Linked DNA regions of Homo sapiens: region 2 is linked to region 1. A link is a loop called in an ENCODE intact Hi-C map of the cell type or tissue named here. Cell type or tissue: heart left ventricle. All regions are shown on one strand. Each heading gives the region's core, and the rest is flanking DNA. Links, peaks and the distances in the headings are about the cores only. Region 1 holds the start of LOC107984579 (a long non-coding RNA gene). Region 2 has its middle 160 kb from the start of NHLRC3.

The links. Hi-C counts contacts between places; a loop is a spot of excess contacts. Peaks named below come from ENCODE experiments on the same cell type or tissue, not always from the same donor. Only the 100,000 strongest peaks of a DNase experiment are listed, where the experiment ranks them.
Region 2: it touches region 1 in a loop (2.1-fold over the local background); 3 of 110 quality-filtered maps call a loop at or near these places.

Annotation. Positions count from the first base shown.
Region 1 is chr13:39,256,269-39,268,469 of GRCh38, reverse strand. LOC107984579 (a long non-coding RNA gene) reads left to right here and starts at 7,307. Exons shown (of 3, transcript XR_001749843.1): 1 at 7,307-8,332; 2 at 11,389-11,480. RefSeq lists a silencer at 5,223-5,272. In heart left ventricle, for the core only: a CTCF peak has its summit at 5,305 (motif pointing right); no DNase peak of the experiment used is centred there; H3K27ac peaks cover 2,657 bases.
Region 2 is chr13:39,194,207-39,206,407 of GRCh38, reverse strand. No RefSeq gene overlaps it. Among named protein-coding and RNA genes, the nearest start is that of NHLRC3, 160 kb to the right of the region's middle. In heart left ventricle, for the core only: no CTCF peak of the experiment used is centred there; a DNase peak (open chromatin) is centred at 5,147; H3K27ac peaks cover 2,542 bases.

The sequences.
Region 1 (12,201 bases), core at 1,308-9,307:
AATAACTATTGTCAAAGGCATAAACTAGGGACAGACATAGGAGCAGATAGTTCACATCTCCTACAAGGTAGCTCTCGACTCCCATGAATGACAGAAGAGAAATTCTGTTTCCATATCGTGCTCTCTGACTATAATGGATTATTATGTTTGTGAAAGAAACACTATGTTACCTCAAACCAGAGCACTTTCAAAATGACCTGCTGGATCATCCCCACACCTGAGATCTTGTTTTGAATTTTGACTAAATGAAGCTTCTTTTCCTCTGAGTTTTTCTAAAGTAGCAAAAAATTTAGGACAAAGGCATTACTAATGAAGTAGGTCATAACAGAGTTGTCTTTAGCCAGGACTTATGCATGTATGATTAAATGCAATATTTATTATGTATGTGGGGGTGGGAACAATATTTAGTATGCATGTGGTGGGCACACATTAATTAGAAACTCTTTCTTGCATATCTTATTACTGTGCTAGGAATGAAAGATGCTCAGAAGTATAAAATGGTGTTCACCTTAAAGAGTAGTCATCAAGACAAACACAGATAAAACCCTTGTAATTACAATATTTAATAACAAGCCAAATTTTGTGGTATAGATGATAGCGTTTCTTTGAATTCAAAGCAAAGAGATAAGAAGTGTTGGCATGATAAATGAAAAGATTGATTTTAATTTTAATGTTGACCTTAAAGAAAGCATGTGATTTCAACAGAAGGATGGTAGAGAGACTGCATGAAGGGAGCAAACCGTGAAAGCAGAAGAGAATGTGGAGTGTTTGGGGACAGTAAAAAGTTAGCTTGGTTCAAAAGAGGAAAGCATGGAAAAATATATAACTGTTCGAGATCTTGAAAATAAGGCAAACAAGCATTTAGTAATAATTGGAGGAAATGGTGTATCATTTGTCATTTTGAACAAAGAAGGGACATCATGTGAATAACTTTTAGGAAAGATTTTTCTGTCTGAATTAAGCTGAATAGTTCAAAGGTAGAACAGCTAGAATTAAGGACAATAGACATGAGGTATATTAGTTTCCTAGAGGTGTCATAGCAAAGTACCACAAACTAGGTGGCTTGAAACAACACAAATTTATTGTCTCATAGTTCTAGAGGCTAGAGGTCTGAAGTCAAGATACCGACTTGATTGCTTCCTCCTGGAGGCACTGAGGGAGAGTCTGTTCCATGCCTCTCTTCAAGCTCTGGCAGTTGCTGGCGCTCCTTGGTGTTCCTTGGCTTGTAGATGAAGCACTCCAGTCTCTGCCTTTGTGGTCACATTGTGCTCTCTCCCTATTTATATTTGCATCTAAATTTCCCTCTTCTTTTAAGGACATCGTTCATTGGATTAGGACACACCCTAATCTGCTATAACTTCATTGTAACTTGATTACATGTGCAAAGGTCCTATTTCCAAATAAGGTCCTATTCACAGGTACCACAGATTAGGGCTTAAAGAAACTTTTTTAGAAGACACAAACCCACAACATGAAGATTAGGTAGTAATGTAAGTGCTATGGACTGAATTGTGTCACCCCCAGATTCATATATTGAAGGCCTAATCCCCAGTGTGGTGATATTTGGACATGGGGCCTTTGGGAGGTGATGAGATTTAGACAAGGTCAGGAGAGTGGGGCCTGATCATGATGAGGTTAGTGCCCTTATGAGAAGAAATGCTACAGAGCTTACTTCCTCTCTCTCTGTCTCTACCATGTGAGGACACAGCAGGAAGGCTGCAAAAAAGGAGCCCTGACTAGGGAACCAAATCAGCCAGCAGCTTGATCTTGGACTTCCCACCCTCCAGAACTGTGAGAAATAAATTCCTATTGTTTAAGACACTTGGTTGGTTGTATTTGACTATGGCAGCCTGAGGTGACTAATACAGCAGGTATGAGGTGATTTATGTATTCAGTAGTTCTCAGTGAACTGCCATGTGCTAAGTACTATGCTACATATTGGATCCCATAGACCAGGGTGTTGTGATTGATTCATTAATGCATTTATGCATCTATGTAGGTGTGTGTATACTTATCCACTACTTTATTCCCAAAAGAACTTTGGCATCTAATGTGATTATAAAACGGGGAATAGAAAATCAAGTAGAAGTGTGATAATTTGGAAAGATAAGAATTAGAAAATAATATGTAACTCCAGAGTAACAAATTTGAAAAATATAGAATAGAAAACTTCTTGACAAAATATAAAATGCCTAAATTAAATTAACACATAAAAAACATGATTAAATCAATTACCATAGAAGAGAATGAAAAGATGATTGAAGAACTACTTCCATTATAATGATGTCAGAACCAGATGGGCTCAAGGCTGAATTTTATCTAACCATTAAAATAACAGATGATTCTATCATTTGTTAAAACCATTTTCAACTTCAGAAAAAGATGGAAAACTAAGTATTCCTTTCATAAATCCAGCTTAAGTTGAATATCAAATTTTATAAAGATAATATACAAAAGAAAGCTATAAACAATTATTTGTATTAAATGTAGATTAAAAAATTATAAATAAAAAGCCACCAATAAAATCAACAGTATAGCAAAAGATTAATATTCTATGACTAAGTGGAGTCATATTCCAAGAATGCAAGTCTTATTTTATTTTTATTATTGGGAAATCTGTCAACCTAACTCAATTCATTTAAATTAAAGGAAAAAGTATATGATTACACGAATAGATGCTGAAAATGTATTTAATGGTCTGCAACAGGTATCCTTAATGTAAAAATTCTAAGTTATATAAGAATAGATAAACACTATTTATGAAAGAAAAACAAGTATTACTCTGAATGGTAAGACACTAAAATTGGAAGCCAAAGACGCCTGCTTTAAACAATGAAGCAACAATGTTTTAGGGCTGTGTGGTAGACTGACTTCTAATATCGTCTCCAATAATCTCTGTCTCCTGGAATTCACACCCTTGTGCAATTCCCTTCTCTTGAGTCTGGGCTGGTCCTAGAGATTTGCTTTGAATTTTATTAAATATATGGCAAAAATGATGGGCTACCACTTCTAAGACTGGGTTACAAAAGATAGTGACTTCTGTCTTACTAGCACTCTTGCTCTCTTTGACTCTTCTTGCTTGCTTGCTGTATTGAAGTCCTCTAGACTAGGAGTCCCCAACTCCCAGGCCATGGACCAGTAGTTGTTTGTTTCCTGCTAGGAACCAGGCCACATGGCAGGAGGTGAGAAGCGGAGGAGGCAGTGAAACTTCATCTGTATTTACAGCTGCTCCCCATCACTCGCGTTGCCACCTGAGCTCTGCCTCCTGTCAGATCAGCAGTGGCATTAGATTCTCACAGGAGCATGAACCCTACTGTGAATTGCACATGTGAGAGATCTAGGTTGTTTGCTCCTTATGAGAATCTAATGCCTGATGATCTGTCATTGTGTCTCATCACCCCCAGATGGGACCATCTCATTGCAGGAAAACAAGCTCAGGGCTCCTACTGATTCCACATTATGGTGAGTTGTATAATCATTTCATTATGTATTACAATGTAATAATAGTAGAAATAAAGTGCACAATTAATGTAACATGCTTAAATCATCCCAAAACCATGCCCCACAATCCCGGTCCATGGAAAAATCGTCTTCCATGAAACCAGTCCCTGGTGCTAAAAAGGTCAGAGAGTGCTGCTCTAGGCAACAGCCAGGGAGGAACAAACAACCTACAGAGATCTGTTTCTTTCCAGCAACAACTTGAGTGAGCTTGAAAGTAGGTCCTTCCTGGCTGGGCGCAGTGGCTCAGGCCTGTAATCCCAGCACTTTGGAAGGCCGAGGCCGGCGGATCACAAGGTCAGGAGATCCAGACCATCCTTGCTAACACGGTGAAACCCTGTCTCTAAAAACACAAAAAAATTAGCCGGGCGTGGTGGCGGGTGCCTGTAGTCCCAGCTACTCGGGAGGCTGAGGCAGGAGAATGGCGTGAGCCTGGGAGACGGAGCTTGCAGTGAGCCGAGATCGCACCACTGCATTCCAGCCTGGGTGACAGAGCGAGACTCCGTCTCAAAAGAAGAAAAAAAAAGAAAGTAGGTCCTTCCTCACTTGAGCCTTGAGATGGAGTAGCCCAGGCCAACAGCATGGTTGTAGCCTGTGACAATTCATGAAGTTGGAGACCCAGTTAAACTGTGCCTGAGTTTCTGACCAACAGAAACTGGGAAATAACTGTTATTTCTTGCAAGAATATCAAGGAACATACGTTTGCTACCCATGGATAGCAGAAGCATTATTAACAAAATGAAGAAAATATTTTAGAAAAGGAAAAATCAGAATGATTAGAAGGATACATACATCGAAAGGTTGACAAGTTTGATCATCTTAGGAAGAGCTGTAATGGCACATGGGAACAGCAGTGATGACCTTTGCCCGTATATAGTGTTGTATTATATTGTTTTACTTGTTGCAAGTAGCATGAATTACCACTGGAATTTGAGAAAAAATGAAATATATAAAATTTCTAAATAAACACAGTATTAAAATAGTGTGGTGGGGGCACTTTTTTCCCTAGTATTTGCTGTTTTCTTTCTGTGAAGGAAGCTGATATAATTTCTAGACTATCCCTGCCCCTTTGCTCACCCCAAGGCAAGATGAAAGGTAGGATTAGAAGATGTACTAATTGATCGACCTGGGGAGACTGACTTTGCAGACATTGCCCAATTCAGCTCCTCTTCCCCTTGGAAATAAAATGCCATCAGGGAGCAGGCATTCTGCTCCATTTCTTCCAGGACAGGATTTCTCCCTGCAGGATTGGCACTGGCTGGGCAAGGAACTGTGCCCACTTCTGGAGTTCATCTGGCAAGCCCATTTGACTCGATCACTAAGCTACCTCTGTGTTGATCTTCCATCTGCCTTACTATTTGTTTTATTTCTCAATTTACTCAGAATTGGGGCAGAAAAGAGAAATGTTATTTGTTGATATTCTTTAAAAAGCAACAGTTTTAGTTGCAGAAAAAAATTTAGAATACAAACACAAAAGTGGTTTGTAGTGTATATAAATTTTATCTAAACACACTGTAAATAAATATGAACTCTAGTCAGTTGAAGGAACAATGGTTTTATTGAGGAAATGGCCTCAAGATGGGAACAAAAATATCCTGAAGGATTGTTGGTCCCTTTCCCATGGGGGATTGAGAGTTAAGCCCAAGGGGTCAAGAGATCAAAAAGAGAATTGTTACGAGGGATGTTTCCTAATCTACTTTTGATGTTTCCTTCCTATGCTGGGAACACAGTTAAATGACTCTGACTCTGTCCTAGATTGTGGGACAAAATATGCTCACTCCTGGTCTCTGTCTGCCATTTACTCATTTCACCCCAAGGTGGCAGTGGTGTGGTGATTTGTTCTATTGGTTAATTATGGATAACTACATTGAGCATACATAGCCCAGTTTTACCCTTCTCTTGAAAGCAAGCCATTTACAGGAAACATGCATTCTGCTCTGCTCCTCCTGGGACACGCTCTGCCCATGAAGGGTGAAAGGGCAAAAGATCTGCCTCAGTGCTCTTTTGATTGGGTGGGTAAGTGTTTCTAATTAGTGGGTTCAGCCAGCAGCTATACCAGGCTCTCCCACTAAACTATGATCTCCCAATTTCACTTCTAGTTATAAAGATGAAGTTTTGATTTCCCATCTGCCTTACTTTTTATTACTTAATTTGTTCAGAAGAGGATATGCAGGAAAAATCTCCCCTCAAAGATGCCGATGTGATTCTATGTGACGTTTTTCATTCTAAAGAGTTTTTTGAAAGCGGGGGTTTCTGTTATTCTCGGACACTTGGATGGATTGATAATGTTCCCAGTGTTTTCCCACACTCTAGGACAGAGTCAGTGACTGATGTTCCGCCTTTGATTATAGGCTAAATTGTAGTTAGGGAGGACCCAACTTTTATAACATAATGTATTTAACTTATTAAGTATTCTGCTCAATACCAGGTCCAACTTAATGTTCATGAAAAAAAATCCTTAATGTGGATAAGGATATTCACCATATTATGTGTGACTCAATGAGTTTATATGAATTACAAAAGGTTACAAAGATAATCAATACCAATCAACCAAGCCTAGTTCTGGTTCTAACTTCAGGAATCTTTTTGCCATATGATGCAGTTGATTTGCAAAATCCATTAACTCTGCTGCTTGATGAGGAGTCAGAAAAATAGTGAGCTCTGAATAGACATGATGTTCAATGGCATTTGTGTTTAAAGTATAAAATAAAATTTAAGGGAATATAGGAATTGTGATATTACCTAAAGCAGTATAGGATCCGTGGGGTCCTCCTGTTGGAGTCCAATCTCACTTTGTCTGGTTCTGAGGCAAATGAGCATCATTATCTTCCCAGCAATATTTTAGAGTTAGCAACTGCTACATCATTTTTAAATGAGAAAATACTCTGATCTCTCCTGAACTGTTCTTCTCTCCAGAATCAGAGAGGAAACTGCAGCTCTTAGAAGCTCCTCACACAATTTCTGGTTTGTAGTATCTTGAAAGTTGAGTATTGATGGTTTGCCTTTGCATCTTTTAAATTTCTTTTTCTCTTTTTCCCATCTTCATCTTTTGTCTGTTACAGCTGATAATGAGTACGGATCAGCAGAGAAACTACTAAAACCCAGTTTCTTCCCTGCAAGCCTGGCCCTAGCAAATATTAATGGAAATAGATTTCTCTTCATCTGCGGGCTGCTTCCTCGGATTGGCCTTCATGTTTCTTTCCATTCCCATCCCATCATCAGGAAATCAGCATCTTAACTGTGGAGGATAACGTCTCCTAGGGTGTTAGTGAGAGAGGAGGGCCCAAAGGCCTTGGTCAGATGGTATTTACACATTTTAGACTGGAGCTTTTCTATGTAGTCATAGTTAATGTAACAGTACAGATGTCTGCCCAGTAAACTTTCTGGATAAGATCAGTTTTCCCAGGCAGGGCTATTTACAGTTCTCATATCATAGTGTGAAGGGAGCTTTTGTATTTCCCTTGTAGGACTAAGCCTGCTCCCAGGAAATAGGTAAAATAAAACAAGGTAAAAATGAAATGTGCTATCTCGGGGACCCCAAATAAGTGGTAATTTCACTGTAGCACTCTGTAGGTGAAATTGTTTAGTGTTGTGACACATAAAGTCCTTATCATTCAAAGCCCTAAATTTAGAAGGTGATAAAAGTCTTCTGTCCTCTTGGTTTCTTTAGCTTTCTATTATTAAACCTTGAAGCAGCCAAAGGTGAATAAAGAAACCTCTTGTGTCAGGAATTGATATCTTCATTTGAGATGATGTATTCATCCATTTTTATAAATTATTATTAATGAAACAGAAACCAATAATATATTATCAGCCCAGCATATTTTAATCACATTTCTTACTATTTTATTAATAATTAAATAGTATTTTAACTAAAATATAACTAAATATTATCATCTGTGGTAATCAACTTTCACTAAGAGAGGAGGCCAGACACTTCGGTGGTTTTAAATCCTTTTTTTAAATTTCAACATCTTGTCATTGTCAAGAAGTTTCTACTGACCCCTCCCTTCTCCCAAGTGCACATCACTGAGCCTGCACTTGCATTAAGACATTCCCTTCAGATCAGGCTCTCCCAGCAAAGCGTGGACAGAAAGTCACACATTCCAAGGTGCATAGCTCCAAATATATGGATATATTCTTAGATGGAGTCAGAATCCTTGAGACAATCTGTTTCAAAGGGTAAATGTGGATGGTTTTGCAAAGATACATATAGTTTTACCCTCACTAGCTAGCTGAAATAAGTTCCTTGTGAAAAAGAGCAAATACCAATCAATTTCATCAACTCAGTATATGTTGCATATAATCAGCCCAGAAAACTGTTTTATACAACATCCAAAGCAGGCAATGAATGAAAAAAAGTGCATTTCTAACAGAGTTCCATTGACATGTATACATTCATCTAATACATATTCATGACTGGCACTTTATTGCAAAAAGTTTCAATTAATATTAACAATACTAAGGGAAGCAGAAGATTTTAACAAAGTCCTCTCCAGATGCCTTGATAAACAATAGCAATATGTAGAAATCTGGTGATTCATATTTTCTAAGAAGTTTAAAATGTATCTTAAATAGAAAATATTTTCAGAATCTGAGGTAACCACTTCATCTCTGCTAGTACTTTTCTCAGTATTATAGAGTTTTAAGAGCTTTCTCTTTAATGTCTGCTGGAAGGTGGCATTCAGCTAAGAATTAAGTCCTGAAATGAATGTGTCTTTCCTTAATTAGGAATTTCAATCAAATACCAAGAATTGACATCTTGAAGCTAAGGATTGTCGATGAAAAGAGTCAAACTCTGATAATATTTGAAGAGATTTATTCTGAGCCAAATGTGAGTGTTTAACTCAATTCTAACTCTAACTGCCCAGAGTTAGCCCAGACTTCACAGGTTAAGGGCTCAGTGCCACAAGACTGCCCCCCACTTCAGATGTCAATTGCAAGTAGCGAGTCCCCACGTTGCCACAAACTTCTGTCTGACATGGCTAGAAGTCAGAGGTTCCCACAACCTCCTCCTCATGTTTGATAATTTGCCAGAATAGTTCACAGAATCCAAGGAAAGTTTACATACCATTACTCACTTATTAAACAGGAAATTTTAAAGAACACAAATGAACAGCCAGATGAAGAGATACACAGGGTGAGGCCCAAAAGTGTCCTGAGCACAGGAGCTTCTGTCCCTGTGGAATTTGGGGGTGTCACCCTCTTCACAAATAGATGCATTCTAGTTCATCAACCTTGAAGCTCTCTGAACCTCTTTGGTTAGCATATTTATGGAGGATCTATCACATAGTCATGATTGATTAAATCATTGGCCATTGGTGATCAGCTCAGCCTTCAACACCTCTCCCTCCCCCCAGGGTTCAGGGGATGTCACTGAAATTTCCAACCCTTTAATCATGGTTGATTCCCCTGGCAACCACCCCCTCCTCACTGCCTCATGCTTAGGGGCTTTCCAGATGTTGCCTGATGAACAGAACCTCAGATGTGGTTGAAAGGAGCTTGTTAGAACAACAGAGGCTGTTCCTTTCACCTTTATCTCCCCAGAGCTGTTTCAGAAATTGGAGGCAAAAAAAACCCAAAACAAAACAAATAATATAATAAAAGATATTCCTATCACTCTTATCACTTAGGAAGTTACAAGGGTTTTAGGAGTTCAGGCCAGGAGCTGGGGACCAAGACCAAAATACATACAAACATGTCTATTTTTTCTTCTTTAGTATCATTTTATTTTTAAAATTAATTTTATTTCATATATATGAGGGCTACATGTTATGGGAGACATATAGATAGTAAAGTGGTTACTATAGTGAAGCAGATTAACATATTATCTCCTATAGTTACTTTTGTGTGTATGGCAAGAACACACAAAACAGCTAAAATCTACTTATTTAACAAAATGACAAGAACAGCTAAAATTTACTTATTTAACGAAAGTCCCAGCAATCTCTCTTCTGCATATATGCCTAAAGGAGATAAAATCACCACCTTGTAAAGACACCTGCACTCCTATGCTCCTTGCAGCATTATTCACAATTGCCAAAATGTGGAAATAACCTAAATGTCCATTGATGGAAGAATGAATAAAGAAAATGTCACGTACATTACACACAACCTAATATTATGCAGCTTTTAAAAAGAAAGAGAGCCTTCCATTTGCACAATGTGGGTGGACCTGGAGGACATTATGCTAAAAGAAATAAGCCAGACAGAGAAAGAAAAACATTGCATGATCTCACTTATAGGTGAAATATATTTCTTATATCACAGTATCATACTTGACAAAGAGTACACACTAAATAATATTTTGAATAAATGAGTGATGATTTAAAAACCTCTTGGGAGACCAATTTCCTTATTTATAAAATAAAGATGTGTACTTAGATGTTCTATAAAGTACTTTTGAGCTCAAAGAAACTTCTAAAATATCACAATTTCCTTTTTTGAAAAAATTCAATTAATTTCTCTGATTATTTATGTTAACTTAGTGAAAATTATTCTTTAGAAGATATTTGGCTGGCATGGAAGCTAAGAACTCCATGTACTCGGAAAGGAGATTGCAATGGAGAGACTCTGTATGTGGTAGCTGGATCTGAACACAAGCTCTCAGCCCGTCCAACAGCCCTTCACTGACCACCAGATTCCACTGGCAACTTTACTCATTATAGTGTAGAAGGAGGTGTTACTGGGGCTCCTCCCTGCTTCAGGAGATACCAAGGCCTCACAGGATAGATATCAAGATATCAAAGTCAGAATACAACAGGCCTCCACCATATATATTCAGATACCCAAAGCAAACGGTTTTAAGACCCCTTTCCACAACTCAACCCTTGACTGCCTCAGCCAGACCAGAGATAGAAGTCCCAGGGAGAACTTTGAGATGAGACTCGTAGACAGACTTCTTTGAAGAAAGCTAAAGCCTTTCTGTGCTGTGCAATGGGTGCTGTGGTTCAGCTCCAAGCCTAGGGAGGAGAGTTTTAGGAAAGCCACTTGGAGAGCTTTGAAATGTGTTCTCCTCAGTAGCAACCTCAGGAGGCCCAATTCTTGCCTAAGAAAACTAAAGCTGACTGTGGACCGATTGAGATTCACTGCACCCTTGAGTGTGAGAGAGCACTGCCTGGTCAGGGACAGACCCTTGGGAGCAGGGAAGAGATAATGTGGGATAAATGTAGAGCTTGTTCCTGGAGCTATGAGGAGACTTTGGGAAGGGTTAGGGAGTGACAAAAATAAATCTACATTTTGACCTTAATGCATGAGTCGTGGCTTGTACAACACTGTAGTTACATCACGCTTGCTGCAGGTTTGCTGGTTTTCTGGTGCTCCCCTGAATTGGATGTGTTGTGTTTGAAATTTTCCAAGATTGCATGTTGTTTCTCAGTAGCAGAGAAGAAGAGGCCTTGCATGAGAGCCGCCTGTTTGGGATATTGTATTACCAGTGAGCAGTACTGGGATCTGATCTGCTAAATCATGAGAAAAGATTCATGGGATCACTTGTTTAGCAGGACCTGCCTCTGGTCTTTTGTGGACACTGTGATACATGGCCTATGTGGACACCGTGATACACGGCCTAGATCCCACTTCAAGGACTTGTTCCCCCACCTGTTGGGCATGCTGTCAGCTGACAGGCTTCCCCTGTTAGGCTTTTCTGGGATTGCCTCAGTTGGCTGCAGACAACTCCCTCACTCAAGGTCAAATCCCTTTTCCAGGTGGTCTGTATCCAATGACTGACCAAGGCAGAGGGATAAACATTGGCTATTTTGACTCAACTCAAAAGTAACTCTGATGGGTTATTTGACCTTCATAGCTTCCAGTGAGGTCATCTGGAGCTCATTTGGCCTGCATTACAACTCACTTCTCCCTCTGCCTGCCTCTGTCCCCACCCTTCCACAGGTGTGGCTACTAAGGGCTCTCCCTAAGAAACATCATGCTCACTAAGTTCCCAGGAAGCCTTCCCTGCAACAGAAGCCCTCTAACTGCACCTCGTGAGTAGTTTGTATCCTTGAAATACTACTTAGTTTCAAATTTGCAAGTACACATATGCACAGTGCTGTAAAGGTGTGAGCTTAGAACAACTCAAGTAATGCATGTTTGCATAGAAATGTGTACATTTAATTGGCAACATTATAATTTGTGAAATATGTCATTTGTAAAATTTTAATCATAAGGTACAATTTCCTTGAGGCTTCTTCACAATGAACATTGAGCCCATGGTGATATCCCCAGTCTTCTTGCCCTAGAGGCAGCCACATATGCTTATGCAGAAATCAGTTTCCTGAACATTTCCATGTAGTCTGTCCTAAACAGAAGTTTCTGTTTAGTTAAAAAAAAATAGAGCATTAATAATTTTATCACTCTCTAAAGAGTAAAGCAAGAGTGACAAAACAAGTGTTACAAATTCTGTTGCTTTTCCAGGAAGAGTTGATCAAGCAATGCAATCCCAGGCTTTCAACTCCACTTCATTTTGAAACAGTGTGTGCACACTTTCATTTCAGAGACACGGTCAAATCTTCTACTTAATGAGTCTTTAAAATGAACTGTGCTCTTGCTTAGCCCATACACATTTATTATTAACTCATTATGAAATTATATTTTCCATTATGTCACAAGGCTGCACATAAGGCACTGCCTTTCCACTTGGCCCCATTAAAAACTTGATAAACACATTTATTAAAACTAACTGGTAGGGTTGAATTGTTCTTTACA
Region 2 (12,201 bases), core at 1,276-9,275, 62 kb after region 1:
AAACCACCATGGCATGTTTATACCTATGTAACAAACCTGGATGTTCTGCACATGTATCCCAGAACTTAAAGTATAATAATAATAATAATAATAATAATAATAATAATAATAATAATAAAAGAACTTTTAAAAAAGCAGTCTTCTGTCATACAATGTTAGCACTAAGGAGACTCCTAAAAGACCTACCTTTTCATTTTAGACAGAAGGAAATTGAGGCCCCCCAGAGGTGCTGTGGTGCTCTCTGAAGTTGTCCAGCTAATTAGTGTGAGAGGCAATCTATCAGCAGCCTCTCCTCTGCGCATGTTGCCCATTTCTCACTTGCACACAGAACTTCCTCTTTTATCCAGACCTGCTGTGCCATGAGTTTGCAAACAGTGGCCCACCTTACCAGCCCAAAGTGAGTTGTCATCAGCAGGGGATTGACAACCACAAGCTCAAAGTAAAAGTCTAATGAGACACTCTGAGCACTCCAAGAAGGTACAGAGAAGACACAAAGAAACAGGTAATCAGAAAGTAAGAAGGAGTCACCAAGCAATGACTCCTGTTTGGTGTGTTGGTAAGGCCCATGGGGAAGGAGAGGATGCAGGGAGTGATGTCGGTCCACACAGTGCAGCTCAGGGAACAGCTCCAGGACAGCAGCAAGGGTACACATTCAGGTAGGATGCTCTTGTTGTTCTTCCCAGTATGTTTCATATTTCTTGGTTCTGTTTATGTGCCCCTTCAACTTACACATGTTTACTCTTCTCTTCAAGAAGCTATGCTTGTATTTTATAGAAAGTTGATTGCAATTAGATGAATGTGTTCCAAGTAATAAAGCTCCAAAATAGTCACAGAGCCTGTGATGCCAACTACCTAACTCCCCATTGCTTCTGTAACACTTCTCATTGCTTACAAGTCAGGAATTTGGTCTTTTTTTTTTTTTTTTAAGTAGTAAAAACGTTACTGATAAGATTTGCTTCTATTTGGGGGTCATAGCCACTGCTTTCCAAGACTGTAGAAATTGGCTGGCCTTTTAATTATTTTATTTATTTATTTAAAAATTTATACAAAAATTAGCCGGGTGTGGTGGCATGTGCCTTTGGTCCCAGATTCTTGGGAGCCTGAGATGGGAGAATTGCTTGAGCCCGGGAGTTCAAAGCTGCAGTGAACTGTGATCATGCCACTGCACTCCAGCTCTAGGTGACAGAGAAAAATCCTTTCTTAGAAAAAAAAATTTTTTTTTTCTGCTGTTGCCCATCCAGGGTGTAGCCATCCAGCAGCAACATGCAATTTGTAAATTTAATCCTGGCTTCAGCAATGGAATCACCATTTGAGCAGTTGGAATTTGAGAGGTAGCATAAACTGCCATGTTGACAATTGCTTTAGAGAGAAAGTGAACTTGTGAACAATCATCTTTCTGGTCCCATGTCCGCACTGATTAAGCCTCCAAAAGTTTGCAGGCAGGTCAGTCAAAACAGTTAGAGATGAACCTCTAAGATTCTCCTATCAGGGGTAAAATGGTATCACCTAGCAGTCCCAGAGTGTAATGATACAATAAAGTAAGAACATAGGCACTCACCAATTTATTCCTCGTTTACCCCATCTAGGTAGATGCCTGGAGTTCCGGTCCTATCTAAATCTACCCAGGTTTCTGAATCCCTATGGCAATACTAAGCTATTCCTCATACTCTTGGTGTTCAGTGGTCCTGATGCTCCAAATGGAGTTGATTGAAGCATTGCTGTTACTGCCAGTGAGTGCCAACATTGATGCCTGTGGGACTCTCCTTTTTCTAGTTGCTTCTGTCCATTCCAACAATTCCAGAAGTGGTATCAAAGGAGAAAACCATTAGGACTAAACTCTGGGTTGTCACAAGTTTTCTTGGTTTCCATGAGAAATTTTAGTGAGTAGTAGAGACTACTCTCAGTTATGCGTCCTCTCATTTAGGTTTCTGTCATCCTCCCTAATGAATCAGGCTGTTCCTCTGTCTGCAGCTGGCCTTCAGGCGATACTTTCAGGAGTTTTCACCTCGACCAATCTCATACACCCTGAGTCTCTCTCCCATCTCTTTTCCATCTAAGTTCCTTCCCTATTTGGTAGATTGAAGGCTAGGAGAGAGGGCATGGAAAAATAGGAGGATGGTTCTTGATTTTTGTTTGTTTGTTTTTGAGATGGAGTCTCGTTCTGTCACCAGGCTGGACTGCAACCTCCACTTCCCAGGTTCAAGCGATTATCCTGCCTCAGCCTCCCGAGTAACTGGGATTACAGGTACGCGGCACTATGCCCAGCTAATTTTTGTATTTTTAGTAGAAACAGGGTTTCACCACGTTGGCCAGGATGGTCTTGATCTCTTGACCTCATGACCCACCTGCCTCGGCCTCCCAAAGTGCTGGGATTACAGGCGTGGGCCGTTGTGCCTGGCTGGTTCTTGTTTTTAAAAGAGCTATGGCCTCTTAATCTGAAGCTGACAGTCGACTTCTTGGTGCTCACTCATATTTCTTTCCTCCCAATTTCTGTTTCTTCTTTAAATATACCCTGGTGGGGTAACTCAGCCAACCCTTCAGATACAATAGAATATTCTGAATGGGATAAAGATATATTATCTAGAGCCATGTGCGGAGATTCATGTTTTGTCTTCTTGAAGCTTTGACATCACTAAAACGATCCTGAGTTTTGTGTAATATCTTCAATGGAATTCTCAGGGAACCAGACTCTGAGTTGAAGATCGGATTGCTGGAGTTATTGGGGGTGCTCTTGGGAATATTTGTAAGAAAGCAAGGTGGCAAGATAGGGAAGAATGCAAGGGGAAAACTGCAAGGTGGTTGCAACAGAGACTACAGCCAATTCCATGGGGAATTCTGAAGCTGGGATGGTCTTTCAGATTTGTCCAGAATTGAGGCAAGGAGGTCAGACTTTTGTATAACTGAATCTACCAGTCATTGCATGTGGACTGCCAGTCACACCCCCGGAAAGGGTAGGACCTTGGGCAAGGCAGCTGCCTTCACTGGAGGGCAATTCCCAAAGAGGAAGTCTCTAGTTAATACTCCTGGCCACTGGGGGAATAATTGCCTTGATCCAGAAGGTGGGACTTGTATGGCCCACTCCTGCATCCACTCCAAGTGGCAAGCATTTTTGTTGAGTTTTTTTTTCTCCTCCACTCTGGCCATACTGAAGACTTTGGTACTATGTAATGCTTGAAACCCAGGGATAGATATAAAGATATAACAAAAAAAGTCATATTTTTAATTAAAGAGAACTTCTTCTATAGTTTTGTCACTGTCATTTTGTTTAATTTTTCTTTGTATTTATTTGCCGTTACAACGTAACACTATAATATTACCAGAAGAATACTGATGCTTTTATTATATATTTTTTTTCTACAAATACTAGAAGGGCAAGTTTTTGCCTTTTTCATTCCATGACTCCTTTCAGCCCACATGTGATGAGAAAAGCAGGCAAGGTGATGCAAATGTGTAATCACATGATCTATTGCCAGCAGTGCATTGCCCAGAGTTATTGACAGATAAAACCTGTTGGCCGGGCATGGTGGCTTATGCCTGTAATCCCAGCACTTTGGGAGGCCAAGGCAGGCGGATCACGAGGTCAGGAGATCGAGGCTGTCTTGGCCAACATGGTGAAACCCCGTCTCTACTAAAATACAAAAAATTAGCTGGGTGTGGTGGCACGTGCTTGTAATCCCAGCTATTTGGGAGGCTGAGGCAGGGGAATCGCTTGAACCCGGGAGGCAGAGGTTGCAGTGAGCTGAGATGGTACCACTGCACTCCAGCCTGGCGACAGAGCAAGACTCCCTCTCAAAAATTAAAAAAGAAACAAAAAACCCATTAGCTGCACCCAAATGCCACCTCCACAAGGTGTGTCTGACTGGTACTGTAACATTTACTACTAGCTCAACAAATCCTTTTTAAAATTCTAGTTGGAGCTTTACCTCCTATAAAATAATCATCCCCCTATTTGATAATTCTCACTCAATATTCCCCACACCCTACTTATATCTCTTTATTTTTCATATTTTTAATTAAGGACAATTTTAAGTGTGGTTTTGTTACTGTCATTTTAATTTTTCTTTAATGTATTTGTTATTAAAACACTATAACACTACCAGAATAATAATATTCCTTTTACTTATATAATTTTTCCTACAAAAATCAGGCAAAATATTAAAAGCTCTAATTATATTAAATGATTTGACTTCTCCCATTCAGATGTACCTGTGCATGATTCAAATTGGAAACCAAGTCAAATGAAGAGAAAAAGGCGTACAAGCACCTGTGTTTCTGAGGTAGTCTGGGAGGTTAGGTGTCATTCTGGAGCTAACAGTTTTGGAGTTGGGTCCTTGCTTCCTAGATTGTGGCTGAGACATGATGGTCTTGTGGTCATCAGTTGCTCTTGCAACTTCCTGACTCCCACCCTCCCTGATGGTGCTAGAGGTAGTTCTTATCCCAGAGGAGCAGCTCTGTGGTATTATTCTTGGAGTTAATCCTCCATACTCAGCCTTTAAGGGTTCTGTAAGCATCTAATTCCTTTAATTAAATTTCTTTAGATTTGTTCACTAAGGCTAAATCCTGATACATAAAAACCAGTAATTATTTGAAAATTTGCATCCACTTCTTTAGAAGCATTGAGAAGCTATTTTTTGACGGCCAATTTTGTCCTAATATGTGTTGTTTCATTGTCCTAAATGTTACGATTCCCCTGTTGAGTGGTCCCAACATTTCTGCCTACCGAGAGATTTTGTCACTTCCCACTGAGGACAGGATCTGTTGTGAAGTGCCAGACCTTTTCCAAGTCAGTTCTTTTATCTTCCTTAGTCTTATCTTTCTCTTGGCTCTTTGAGTTTAAAGAATGCCCAGAAGGCGTGAAACAGAACCTAGGTAATCGCTCAGGAGCCCTAATCTCTAAGCATGCAAACTCTTTCTAGCAGATATAACTTGGCCTTCCCTGACAAACCCAATTTTTCACCCTTGAGTCTGAGGTCAGTTGCATGTGGCAGTGGCTGTGATCTGCAAATGAGGAGTTATTTCCTGCTGTATCCCCTAGTGATCACAGTTCCCATAACATTAGCAGTTACCATCCGTATTTGGTGACAAACCAACATGAGAAAGTCTATTTGCTTCCTGTCTTCCCAAGCTTTTTTGCAAGCCTGGCATAGCTCCAACGCCAGCCAGAAAAGACTAGCTAGGGATCTTACTTGGGTATTCTCATTTTCCCATTGTTTTGACCTTTACCCTGACCATATCAAAAAGAAGAGCCTTCTTATCTTAAGACTCCTGCTTCTAAGTCATTTTCCTCCTCTGGTCCATACGTTGGGTCAAACTCTTTGGAAGAGTCCACTCGTCCTGGTGAATCAGCTTTCAAAACTTTCATCTTCCTGGCTGCCTCTGTGGCTAACCTCTGCAGCAGGTTCCCTTTTTCCTGGTCCCCTGGCTTTTCAACCTCCCCACCCCCACCCCCATCTAGTGATAGCTCCTTGCATTCTACAACTAGGAACACCCCCATAACACCACTGTCAAGTTTCTTGAAGGTTATAAAATAGTTCCCTCTCTCCAAAACTTGAAAATGGATAAATCAAATTTATACCAACCGGATTTAGTGTCCTTGTAAGAAATTTCATAGTATGAGATCATGCCAGGCATGTCCCTCTCAGCCCTAGTGTGTCTTCATTGAGACCAGTTTAAGCACACACTGCTCACTCTGCCGTGTCTATAACAGACCCAGCCCTTATAGCCATGGTCAAGTGTGAACAGCAATCAAAGGGTGCAGCAGGCTGCCAAGGTTGCTCCAAATACAGGTCAGTTTTTATGGGGCACCCGGACAGTAGTTTTTGCCTTTTCCAGCATATAATTCTTTCCAGCAGTGCTGATATGTTTAGCAGGTAAGACAATGTGGATGTGTGACTTTGTGATTTATTGCTGTATTAAAGGCCAGAGTCAGTAAAAAATTGAACAAGTCAGCAGTAACCAACAGCCCTCTACACAAGGTCTGACTGACCTGTACAGTTTCTCCCAGGAAGTGATGACATAATTCCACTTATTTCTATAGACAGCCCTTAAATATCTTTCCCTCTTTCTGTCAATGATCTTACAAAACGAAGCCACCAGATTTCAGGGGTGCTGGAAGAAATTTTTAACACATACATTTATTTTTAGCCAATTGTTTTAAACTTCCTTTTACAGAACTTTTATAAAGTACATTATATATAATATTATATATATATTATCACACATCACTTAACGAGAAGGATACATTTTGAGAAATGCATTAGGTGATTTTGTCATTATGTGAACATCAGAGTATACTTACACTCTATGATGTATACTTACACACTAGATGGTGCAGCCTACTAAACACCTAGTGTTAAACACCATTGCTCCTAGGCTACAAAACTGTACAGCATTTTACTGTACTGAATACTGTAGGCAATTATTACACAATGGTAAATATTTGTGTCTCTAAACATATCTAAACATAGAAAAGGTACAGTAAAAATACAGTATTATAATTTTTGGGGCCACTGTCTTATAGTGGTTCTTCATTGATTGAAATGTTACTATGTGGCACATCACTATTTATCTAAACATAGAAAAGGTGTAGTGAAGACAGTGTAAAATATTTAAAATGGTAAACCTTTATTGGATACTTATAATGAACGGAGCTTGCAGGACTGGTAGTTGCTCTCGGATGAGTCAGTGAGTGAGTGGTGAAGGCCTAGAACATTACTGTTCACTACTAAAGACTTTATAAACCCTGTATACTTAGGCTACATTAAATTTATAAAAATATTTTTTCTTCAATAATAAATTAACCTTAGCTTACTGTAACTTTTTTACTTTATAAACTTTTAATTAATTAATTAATTAATTTATTTATTTATTTTTTGAGACAGAGTCTCACTCTGTCACCCAGGCTGGAGTGCAGTGGTGCGATCTCGGCTCACTGCAAGCTCTGCCTCCCCGGTTCACCCCCTTCTCCTGCCTCAGCCTCCCGAGTAGCTGGGACTACAGGCGCCCGCCACCACGCCCAGCTAATTTTTTTGTATTTTTTAAGTAGAGACTGGGTTTCACCGTGTTAGCCAGGATGGTCTCTATCTCCTGACCTCGTAATCCACCCACCTCGGCCTCCCAAAGTGCTGGGATTACAGGCGTGAAACACCGCACCTGGCCTTACTTTTTTACTCTTTTGTAATAGCAGGTTAAAACACAATTACATTGTACAGCTGTATAAAAATATTTTTAATATCCTTATTCTAGGAGCTTGTTTCTATTCTTATTTTTTTACTGTATAAACTTGTGTGTGAAAAACTAAGACACAAACACACACATTAGCCTAGGCCTACACAGGGTCAGCATCATTAATATCACTGTCTTCCACCTCCACATCTTGTCCCACTGGAAGGTCTGCAGGGGCAATAACATGCATGGGGCTGTCATCTCCTATTATAATAACAAGGCCTTCTTCTGGATACCTCCTGCAGGACCTGCCTGAGGCTGTGTTAGAGTTAACTTTTTAAAGTATATAAAAGTAGAAGGAGTACACTCTAAAATAATGATAAACAATCTAATAGATACATAAACCAGTAACACAGTTGTTTATTATCAAGTATTATGTACTGTACATAATTGTGTGTGCTATACTCTTATGTGACTGGCAGTGCACTAGGCTTGTTTACACCAGCACCACCATAAACCTGTGAGTTATGTGTTATACTACAATGCTATGATGGCTATGGCATCCTTAGGCAATAAGAGTTTTTCTACTCCACTGAAATCATATAGGATCACCATCATATGTGCTGTTGTTGTCCAAAATATTATTGGCTGTGTGTATATATGTGTGTGTATATACAACATGTATGTGTATATATTATATAATATATATGTATAGCAGTGCATGTATGTTGTCTATTAATATACATATATTAAGTTGTATGAGCTCAGTTTTTTTAAAAACTGTTAGTGCTGTGTGATCAAAACCTGAAAAAAATACTGCTATAATCAATCAACTCAACATGTAGTACTGTACTAATTTCTAAATATTTGGATCATCAGAATTGATGACATAATAATAATGTTCCTTCTACATATTGTTTGAAAAAATAGAATATTATGAATTCAGTAATTATTGAAAATGGCAATGTATTTTATCGCTGTGGCCTATGCACATTGGAAAAATAGTAGTGTATATCTATGTGCAAAATACGTACTTTGCCTATGTTACATTTGTAGATATTTTGCAATTAATTTATGAACTCCCCAGGGAGTGCAACAACAGCATAGCAACAGTTGAGAAGGATGTTTCTTTCTGTGTGCCTTATAAGGTCTTAGGTTCCCAGCCTTAAATATATCTGGCAACTTATTTGTCTAAAAAGGAGATTAACTGTCTAAAGTGAGGTATGAGGAATGGTAAGACTGAATCCCACTAGAAAGCACATATACATTTCAGAAAGTTCTCTTTAGTAAACCATTCCTTAACCAGGGAATACCCCTATGGCTTAGCAGAGTTACTCCTCTCTCAGGAAGTTCTCTTTAGTAAACCTTTCCTTAACCAGGGAATACTCCTATGGCTTAGCAGAGTTACTCCTCTCTCAGGAAGTGAACAGTGTGCTATAAATGGCTCAAGTGTGGGACAGTAAAGTCTATTGAGGTTTTCAGGGGATGAGGAAGTGTCTTTTAAATACCATACACTGAAAATATTACTTGCATTAGCTTTGTGCTGCTTTTCTTTTATAAATATTAGCACTGATCTCTGTAATTTAACTTTTAAATTGAAGATATGTGACATCTATAATTAGGGTCATGTCCTTCCTAAAGAGGATGCTTTAGCTGGTGCTAAGGAAACTACGTCATCCTCAGAGTACTCCAGAGGCAATGATGAACCAGAATGAAGCTGACAACCGAATGTTTTCATTTCATTTCCTTAGTCAAAATAAGAAATGGAAATGAACACACAAATGAATCATGAGACCTTTCTGGTAGTGATGATTTGAAAGTGAATACCTGTGTGGCTCACTAGTAATATACGAGGAAAAGAAATAGTTATATTTAAATTTTTTATCATCATGATTGGTTTTCTGTTTTTCCTGAAGCTAATGGGTTTTGCTTTTGTAACACAGTGTGCACTAAGGAGTTTGTGCATTCTTTGTGGCTGAAGCAGGTTACTTAGTCTTCTTTTGTCACGTCCTTCTTCAGAATCTAATTTAAGATACTGTCAAAAGGAAAATGTTTACTGTAAGTGAGTCACCCTTTGCTGAAATCATTTTGGCAAATACAACCCTAACAGAAATAAATTCACTGTAATTGTTTCATATCTCCTGAGGTCCCCTAAGTACCCATCTGGCTCTTGTGCTCTAGGTGAGGGCACAGAGCGGGTAAAGAAAGCTTGTTTGCACCATGCAGCATTCAAAGGTTCTATTTCTTCTGCCTGGAAATCCCTCCCACCCCTGTCCATCTCCAACTGAAATCTACTACCACTTAAAACGTTTGCTTAAATGACACTTCCTTGGGGCCTTCTGATCCATTTAAATTAGGCTGTCTTGTTATAATCCCTCATTGCACACTATATTTTCCCTTCATGTTGCAATTTGTTATAATTTTCCTATATATTGTAGCAATTTATACCATGCTTATTTGTATTATTATTTGTTTCATGTAATATACACAAGAACAGGGTTTGCATCTATCATATCCCCACCTGTATCTCAGAATGTTCTGTGGCTCATTAGATGAAGCTCAAGATATGTTTATTAAATAGACTTTTTTTACATAATTTTAATATCTTCTATTTTAAGGCATTAGAATTTAGGTAGATAAGAACACCCTTGGTAGCTTTTTCATAAAGTTGTCACTCACCGTTATTCTCAAAGAGAAACAAAACACTCTCAATTACTTCTAGGTACTGGGATTGTTGACATACCTCTTTCAAGAACAAAGTAATTTTGTAAATGATGGTTTGATTTGCTGAATAGGTACCAATTTATTTTCAGGGTTTGAGACTCATAAATCAAAATTTCCACTTAAAATGTTAATATACATGAAGAAAAATGGGGGTTCACATTCTCGGCTTGGGAAAGAAAACACTTTGGTATTGAATGCCTTAAGATTTGCAATTAAAAATGCAATGAAAAGCAAGGCTCAAGTGGTTGCAGTATACTAGTAGTCTTTTCCACAAGATTCTGTTAAGAAATAATGAGTCCAAAAGTTGTTTTCAATATTGTTTAAAAAGAAAGAAGCATCATACACTCCCCCTCAGTAAGATTTCACAGAATAACTGAAATGTCGTACTCCTTTGATTTTGATTGGAATTAGATTAATCAAACATGATTGTGCATGGTGATCAGTTAATTTTTAAGGCTAAGAGCAAATATTACATCAAATTAATAAAAAATAGAAGTCTATTTTTTTACTTTATAAATATGATTTGTTTGCTAGACAGCATCTTTCAAATACCTAAGGGCTAATGAAAAACATATTCTAAAAGGCATCCCTGGTGGTAAACAGTTTAGGAACTTCCATATCCAACAGTTTCAAGGAGAGGGATGAATGTCTTCTTTGCTAAATAACATGACAATTTTCTTGCTGGAAAGCAGCATAAATTAGGAAATAAATAATGAAAATCAGCACTTACAGTTGGCCTATTAAAAAGCCTTAATTAGTGATGGTTCCTGGGAGGTCCTAAGGGTATGACATATGTTCTATGGAAATATAAATTAAGAAATTCCAGGCAACCCAGGAAATTAATCATTTTCCTTAATTCCCAGCAAATGGTCTTGACTCCCACTTTACAGAAAAATGAGGTATCATCAAATGGGAATTTCATTAGCTTCCCTGACCGTATCTGGCTTGCATTTACCTGGAGGGGATATAGTGCCCCTCCTTTGTCTAAGACTGTTGCCTCCTCTGTTCTTTGAACTCTATTCCCTCCACCGTCTTAGGACTATACTATTGAAGGACTATTCTTTTCCTTGTTCTGATCTTCAATCTTCATTTTCTATCTCTCGCATGGTCTGAGCTCACTGGCTCTGTCCCACCAGCGCTTAAACAGTCAAATGTCCCAGATCTTAAAAATCATACAAATAAAAATGTCTCTCAACACACAATACCTTCCAGGCATTGCTATTTCCCTCCTTCTTTCTATGGAAATAATTGCCTATACTTTCCACCTTCACTTCAGCGCTATTCATCACCCCTCAACACACCTGCAGGCTGGACTCGGGGCTCACCATTCCACAGGAACAATTCTTGCCAAAGTCACCAGCAAAATTCTTGATAGTGAATTTAATGTACATCTCTCTGTCTTTATCTTACTTGGCCTCTAGGCAGCCTCTGAAAACTAGTCTTTTCTTCATTCATTTATTCAGAAAATATATCTTGATTACCTTCTAAGAGACAAACACTGATTTGTGTGCTGAGAATACAGTAGGGGAGAAAAATGAGTCTTGAAGCATTTCCTTCTGTTGGCTTTAGTTACATGAACTTTCTTGATTTGCTTCAATTCTTCTGACCTCCCGTTTTTAAATGGTTTATTGATAGCTCTTTCTCTTCTTGTCTTGCAAATGTACTATTTTTCATCTACATTAGGCCCAGTTTCTATCCACTGCACCATCTGTGTACAGTTATTCCCAATATGAGTTTGAAAATCTGCATCCCTCTCCTGAGCTACTGCTCCACATATCAAGCTTCTCTTTAAATTGTCCCCCAGCAGTCCTACAGGATGTTCCAATTCAACATGTGCCAAACTAGATGCTGATCCTTCTCTGGGAGTGACCCCACCATTCCTTCAATTGCCTACACCAGAATCTTGGTCATTACCTGTGATTCCTCCCTTACTTCATTCTCAATCAATTCTACCTCCTCTACAATTTTCCAGTAGTTGCCCTCCCATTTTTCCTCACTTCCACAGTCCACTTTAAGGCCATCAGCATTTCTTACCCGCCTTCTCATAACTCTCTAACTTCAATCTTGACTCCTCTAATCCTATATCTTTCAGCCTAATGTGTCTTTCTAAAACAATATATCTGATCATTTGCTTCTTCCTTAATACTTTTCATTGGATATCAGGTTGTTTTCTTTCTTTTTTTTGAGATGGGGTTTTGCTCTTTTTTCCCAGGCTGGAGTGCAGTGGTGCGATCTTGGCTCACTGCAACCTTGGCCACCCGGGTTCAAGCAATTCTCCTACCTCAGCCTCCTGAGTAGCTGGGATTACAGGCA